Linked DNA regions of Homo sapiens: region 2 is linked to region 1. A link is a loop called in an ENCODE intact Hi-C map of the cell type or tissue named here. Cell type or tissue: mammary epithelial cell. All regions are shown on one strand. Each heading gives the region's core, and the rest is flanking DNA. Links, peaks and the distances in the headings are about the cores only.

The links. A loop is a pair of places that touch in the nucleus more often than their neighbours do. Peaks named below come from ENCODE experiments on the same cell type or tissue, not always from the same donor. Only the 100,000 strongest peaks of a DNase experiment are listed, where the experiment ranks them.
Region 2: it touches region 1 in a loop (7-fold over the local background); 8 of 110 quality-filtered maps call a loop at or near these places.

The regions. Positions count from the first base shown.
Region 1 is chrX:45,847,902-45,850,815 of GRCh38, forward strand. It overlaps LINC02595 (long intergenic non-protein coding RNA 2595), which reads right to left. Exons shown (of 3, transcript NR_125365.1): 2 at 1,474-1,571; 3 at 173-312. Among named protein-coding and RNA genes, the nearest start is that of LINC02595, 2.1 kb to the right of the region's middle. In mammary epithelial cell, for the core only: a CTCF peak has its summit at 1,568; a DNase peak (open chromatin) is centred at 1,530; H3K4me3 peaks cover 1,733 bases; H3K27ac peaks cover 1,642 bases.
Region 2 is chrX:46,324,280-46,327,193 of GRCh38, forward strand. LINC01186 (long intergenic non-protein coding RNA 1186) reads right to left here. Exons shown (of 2, transcript NR_110388.1): 2 at 1,645-2,175. Among named protein-coding and RNA genes, the nearest start is that of LINC01186, 1.9 kb to the right of the region's middle. RefSeq lists an enhancer at 2,667-2,914. In mammary epithelial cell, for the core only: no CTCF peak of the experiment used is centred there; a DNase peak (open chromatin) is centred at 1,352; H3K27ac peaks cover 2,258 bases.

The DNA.
Region 1 (2,914 bases), core at 160-2,659:
CCTTCTCAAAAAACAACAACAACAACAACAACAACAACAAAAAAACATACCAATAGCTATGGCCTACCATTCCCAGGAAAGAAAGTAAAAGCCCACAAAGGTAAATATTTTCTTCCCTTTGGCGTCTTCTGCCCTTCATTATAAAGAGTTGCTCAGTTGTTGAAAAAGGATCTTAATATGCAAAACTTTACATTTTAGTGAGAATCAAAGGCAAATTCTTTTGAACTGTGTCACAACGAATAACATTACAAACATGTCTCTCATCAGCACATAACTCGTCCTTATTTTAGTCAAGCAGGCAAATTAGTGGGCCTGTAAAAACAGCAAGGTAGTAGGAGAAAAATCATCAGAAGGTTAATAGCAGAAGGGCTTGGTTTAAAAGAAGCCTCCTAATGCATCTGTATTCTGATCGGTGTTACGTCAATTCAACAGTGAGATGCAGTTTTATTAAAAGCTGATACTTGGCTGGGTGCAGTGGCTCATGCCTGTAGTCCTAACACTGTGGGAGGCCAGGGCAGGCAGATCGCTTGAGCCCAGGAGTTAAAGACCAGCCTGGACAATATGGCAAAACCCTGTCTCTACAAAAAATACAAAAACAACCCCGGCGTGTTGTGGGAGGTTGTAGTGAGATGGAGATGTAGGAGATGTAGGATGTAGGAGATGGAGGTTGTAGTGAGCTGAGATCCTGCCACTGCCCTCCACCTGGGTAACAAAGCCAAACCCTGTCACCAAAAAAAAAAAAAAAAAAAAAAAAAAATTTTTTTTTTTTTTTGAGACGAAGTCTCACTCTGTTACCCAGGCTGGAGTGCAGTGGCGCGATCTTGGCTCACTCCAAGCTCCACCTCCCGGGTTCACGCCATTCTCCTGCCTCAGCCTCCCGAGTAGCTGGGACTACAGGCGCCCGCCACCACGCCCGGCTAATTTTTTGTATTTTTAGTAGAGACGGGGTTTCACCGTGTTAGCCAGGATGGTCTCGATCTCCTGACCTCGTGATCCGCCCGCCTCGGCCTCCCAAAGTGCTGGGATTACAGGCGTGAGCCACCACACCCAGCCAAAAAATAAAAAAAATTTTTAAGCTGATATTGTTATTGGTTCATGCAGGTGACTCTGTTAACATTATCTCAAATGAAATTATTCAGAACAATTGGCAGTTTTATGTAGTTTCAGGAAAAGTGTTTTGAAAAGCAGATATCAAACAACTGGTTAAATGCAAAGCCACATGGTCACAATGGAAAAACAACTCTTTTAGAACAGTAAAAAGTCATGTAATATAATGACATGCAGAATTTTTATTTAAATACATTGTCAGAAATAGATTAGACCCTGCTTCTCCTCGGAGGTTACCTCAAAATACATTTCACTTCATAGAAATTTATATAAGTGTCAAAATATTGAACATAAGAGCAAATGGGTTAGTACTACTGGAATGCAATAATTATAAAGCTAGATAGGTGGATTAATTGTCCTACATACCTGTGGTTTTTCAGATTCCTGTGCTTGCTTACTCATGTACATTTGACTCTTTCAGAAACCACTTCTGGAAGCTCCCGGTCTGGCTTCTACACTGCCACCTGTAGACATAAAAGAGAAATAAATCATGTATTATTCGTCAACAATGCATCTTTTCTAGGCATCTAACGGGGACATCTGGGGAAAAAGTGGCAAAACATTTGCTCCAAAAGACAAAAATGTTCTTTCTCCTCTGTGTTGAAAATTCCTAAGGCGTCCTTCTCCCCAATGGTATGATAAATTATTTGATTAGAAATTGAAACATATGTAAGTCTCAGATCATCAACTATACACCACTCTGAGCCGATCATTAAAGAGATGGAGTCGCAGAACTCAACTTACAGCCATTTCAAGACCTGTCGTTTAAAATTAAAAGAAAACTTCACCGCTTTGTTCATCTGTAATTCAGAATTCTGTAAATTGACACAAAGAAAGATCAGGGGCGATTCAGGCTAAGGTTACTTTACCACAAGGTTGTAAGATGTCTATTTAAAATAACAGTAATTCTAACCTGAACTACAGTTTTGTCCAATCCAAACAGCAGTTTGGTGGGGTATTTTCATCAAAATGCCCTATCCTTGATTTGAATATGAATGACTGCGGAAGGGTCTTTCTGAAACCCCACGGATTTTAATACAGGTAGGTCCTTTTTCCAAAAAAAAAAAAAAAAAAAAGTCAGGAAATGAACAAACAGGAATAAAAATTCATGAACAACTATCGGCAAATCCAAGCAGCCATGAGACGTGCGAGTGTGTGTGTGTGTGTGTGTGTGTGTGTGTGTGTGTGTGAGAGAGAGAGAGAGAGAGAGACAGAGACAGAGAGAGAGAGAGAGAGAAAGAGACAGAGAGAGACCGACCGACAGACACACACTGAGATTTCTGGAGTTAATTGCGAATAACCGCGCCGCGAAGCTTTTTTACCTCCTCCAAGTCCCACAGTCTACCTAGGACAAGTAAGCCCGGCTCCAGCACCTTAAGCCAAAGACACAAGCACCACCACCTCCACCCCCACTACCTAGGCGAGACAGCGCCAAAAGCCACCGAGCGTGCACGCCAGCCAGGCCCGCTACCCCGCAAACCCGGGAGCTTCTTTATCCCCAGCAGAGATCCGCCCCACTTACCAGTAATTTACTTTAACGCCTCGAAAGCATGATTTGGTTTACGGAATTGCAGCAAATAAAAGAAAATCAAGTCTCCTTGAGACACTGTCCTCCTCCTCCCTAGGACGCACATTCACACGGAACACTCTCCTTTCGCTCTCAACCCCGAACACGCTCTGGACTATCCCAAGAGGGTCTTTGGGGACCCGCCAGAGATCGATACTGCTCCCACGTGCCTCCATTAAACCCTTGTCCAAACATGCACAAGGCGCCAAGGGCATGTGCAGAATCAGCCCTCAGAGTAAG
Region 2 (2,914 bases), core at 255-2,754, 480 kb after region 1:
TTGGTTGGGGATGCTATCATAGGAGTGTGGAAAATAGTCCTCATGCACTGAGTCCACTTCTGGGTGTGGGCCACAAGGCCAGCTGAGTCATGAGTTGGTGTCTCCAGTCTAGATGGGGCCATTGGATCATCTGAAATGCAAAAATCTGAAAAGACATCTCAAAAGGCCAATGTTAGGTTCTACAATAGTGATGTTATTTACAGGAGTAATTGCGGAAGTTGCAAACCTTGTGGCCTCCAGAATAATGGCCGGTAATCATTTATGCCTACATCTTAGTGGAATTCAGGCCCCAATCATCCTCCCAACCTGGTGGCCTTTCATTAGTTTTACAAAGACAGTTTAGTTTTGGGGAGGGCTATTATCATTTAAATTATAAATTTCTCCCAAAGTTAGCTTGGCCCATGCCTTGATCAAGGGCAATTTGGAGGTTAAAGGCAAGATAGAGTTGGTTGGATCAGACCTCTTTCACTGTCATAATTTTCTGACTGTTATAATTTTTGCAAAGGCAGTTTCAACTTCAGTTGCTGAAGCTTGCAAATAAAACTGATAAAAGGCAGATTAACAGAAAAAAAACAGATTTAAGTATGTGCATACGCACAGGAGTTCACAAAGAAATGTGACTCAAGGAAGCAGTTAGAATTTGGGGTTATATACTATCTTAGGCTAGACAAAAGCAAAGTGATCTGGGGCTTCTGGGGAGGAGATAAATTATAGGAAGGTGAATAGGAAATGTACAGGAAATAAGGGTCATTTAGTAAGGTTTGTTATGTGGATAAGAGACATCCTGGGTGCTAAGAGTTGCCTCCAGAGTAGTTTTCTTGCTGGTACAGGAGAGGGAGACACCTTTACAAATGGAAATTTGTAAATTTTCAAAAGGAAATTTATGTCCTACTTTTAGACAGAAAAGGGGAAGGCAGAGAGCTAATTGCTTTCAAATCAAAACAATCCTTATGCCAAAGTGGTATATTTTGGGGTGGCAGATTCTGGTCCCCTTCACTATCTCACTGTCTGTCTGGTGGATAAATACGTGTTGAGTGGCAGACTAACAGAAGAGTCTACATGTACCACAACCCCTCGTAGGTAAGAGCTTTCAGCTCAGTGGCAGCTGTGCCATGTCCATTTAACCAAGCTTGGCAGCAAGTCTTAAGGACTAGTCACAAAAAGAAAGTGCAAAGGGGCACAGCTTCTCTTTGGAGAGTGCCAAGATACCATCAATCTCTGCCCCAGCCCAGGGGAGGCTGGAAAAAGTGCCTCAAGCACTAAGGGGGCGGGGAGCAGGGGCAAAGTGGGTAATGAGTCAGAAAGGAATGTCTGTGAACCCACACCCGCATACCTGAGTGCCAATGTGAAGAAAACCCAGAGTAAATTCCTTTACACAGACTAGGGTCTCACATGCACTTCTGAGGGTAGTTTTTCCGTATAAGAATCTGCCCTGTGCTTTACAGAACAGTGAGTCACTTACTTGCTTTTGGATGGAACGCTGCAGAGTGTGCTGTCATTGTGATATCTTTTTTTCCCTCATGCATTCTCAGCATTGCCAGCCTTGGCTTTGCTCATTAGATAAATAATAGAGTAAAATTCATGCAGTGGCCCCACAATCACTACTCCAGGGAGAAATGGAGGCGGGGAGGGGAGATGGTGGTCCATAAAGACCTGGGCTAGTGAATTTGGTGTTTTTGTTTGTTGGTCTTTAAATAAATGAACTTAAAATAAGATTTTCCAAATTTGAAAATAGATGCCTTATAGAGTAGATTTCTTATGCAACAATATAAAAATAAGAAATTAAATCTGGGAACGAGACTTAATTCTCCAACATGATTTTGTTTTGAAGTTCAGCCTCTTCAATGAGATGCAGGTATGGGGGAAGGGCTCCATTTAAAGAGCCCAAATTCCTATCTGTTACTTCAGATATCAGGTCAGATTAGTACTTTTAGAAAGTTTAACAGACCCCTTTGATGCAACAGGAAAGAAAAACAAGCTCTCTAAGCAGGAAAATTCAGGACATCCTTTTTCTTAGTTTTACGTGATGCAGTGAGTCACTTAGAGACTCTCAGGAAAATAAGCCCAGGATGGCCATCAAGATTAGGGAACATACTGGCCCAAACAGCTGCAGAGCAAGTAGCTTCTCTGTCCCTGGTTCCCATCCTCCTAGTGTTTTCTCTTTAGGGCCAAGTGCTGTAAGAGAGAAAAGAACAAGATGACAAGGTCAAGACAGCCTCTTTGTAATCCTTCTCAAATCACCGAGAAACAAATCAACCACGATTGTATGCATTTTGATGTGACAGGGAAATAAAGTAAGGTAGAATATTGTGGAGGTTTGGGGGGCAACTTTGACCAAAGATTCTCAAGTTCATCTCACTCTCTTGGGTTAAAAAAGCATGTGAAGCCAGAAGTTTGAGACCAGCCTGACCAACATGGAGAAACCCCATCTCCACTAAAAATACAAAAATTAGCCGGGCGTGGTGGCACATGCCTGTAACCCCAGCTACTTGGGAGGCCAAGGCAAGAGAATTGCTTGAACCCGGGAGGCAGAGGTTGCAGTGAGCCGAGATCGCGCCACTGCACTCCAGCCTGGGTGACAGAGTGAAACATTGTCTCAAAAAAAAAAAAAATTCAGAAAGCAAAATTTCTTGCCCCTGTAAATTCACACTTCAATAGAAAACTATTGCCTGTAGTACGTGCTTTCAGGCGTTATCTGATTCTGATTCTACTGGAGCTATTTGCCACTCCCTAAGTTGTAGGTCACTGATAGATATGCAAATCCTGTCCTATCTGGTTCAATTGACTTCCTTCCCCCTGTGTGTGTGGCGGCGGGGGCGGGGTGGGGGGCAATAAACAGTTTGCTTCCATTTGCAATTCATCTCTAAATTCCTTTACTCCACATAAATTGGGGCTGTTTCTTTTTTAAACCAGT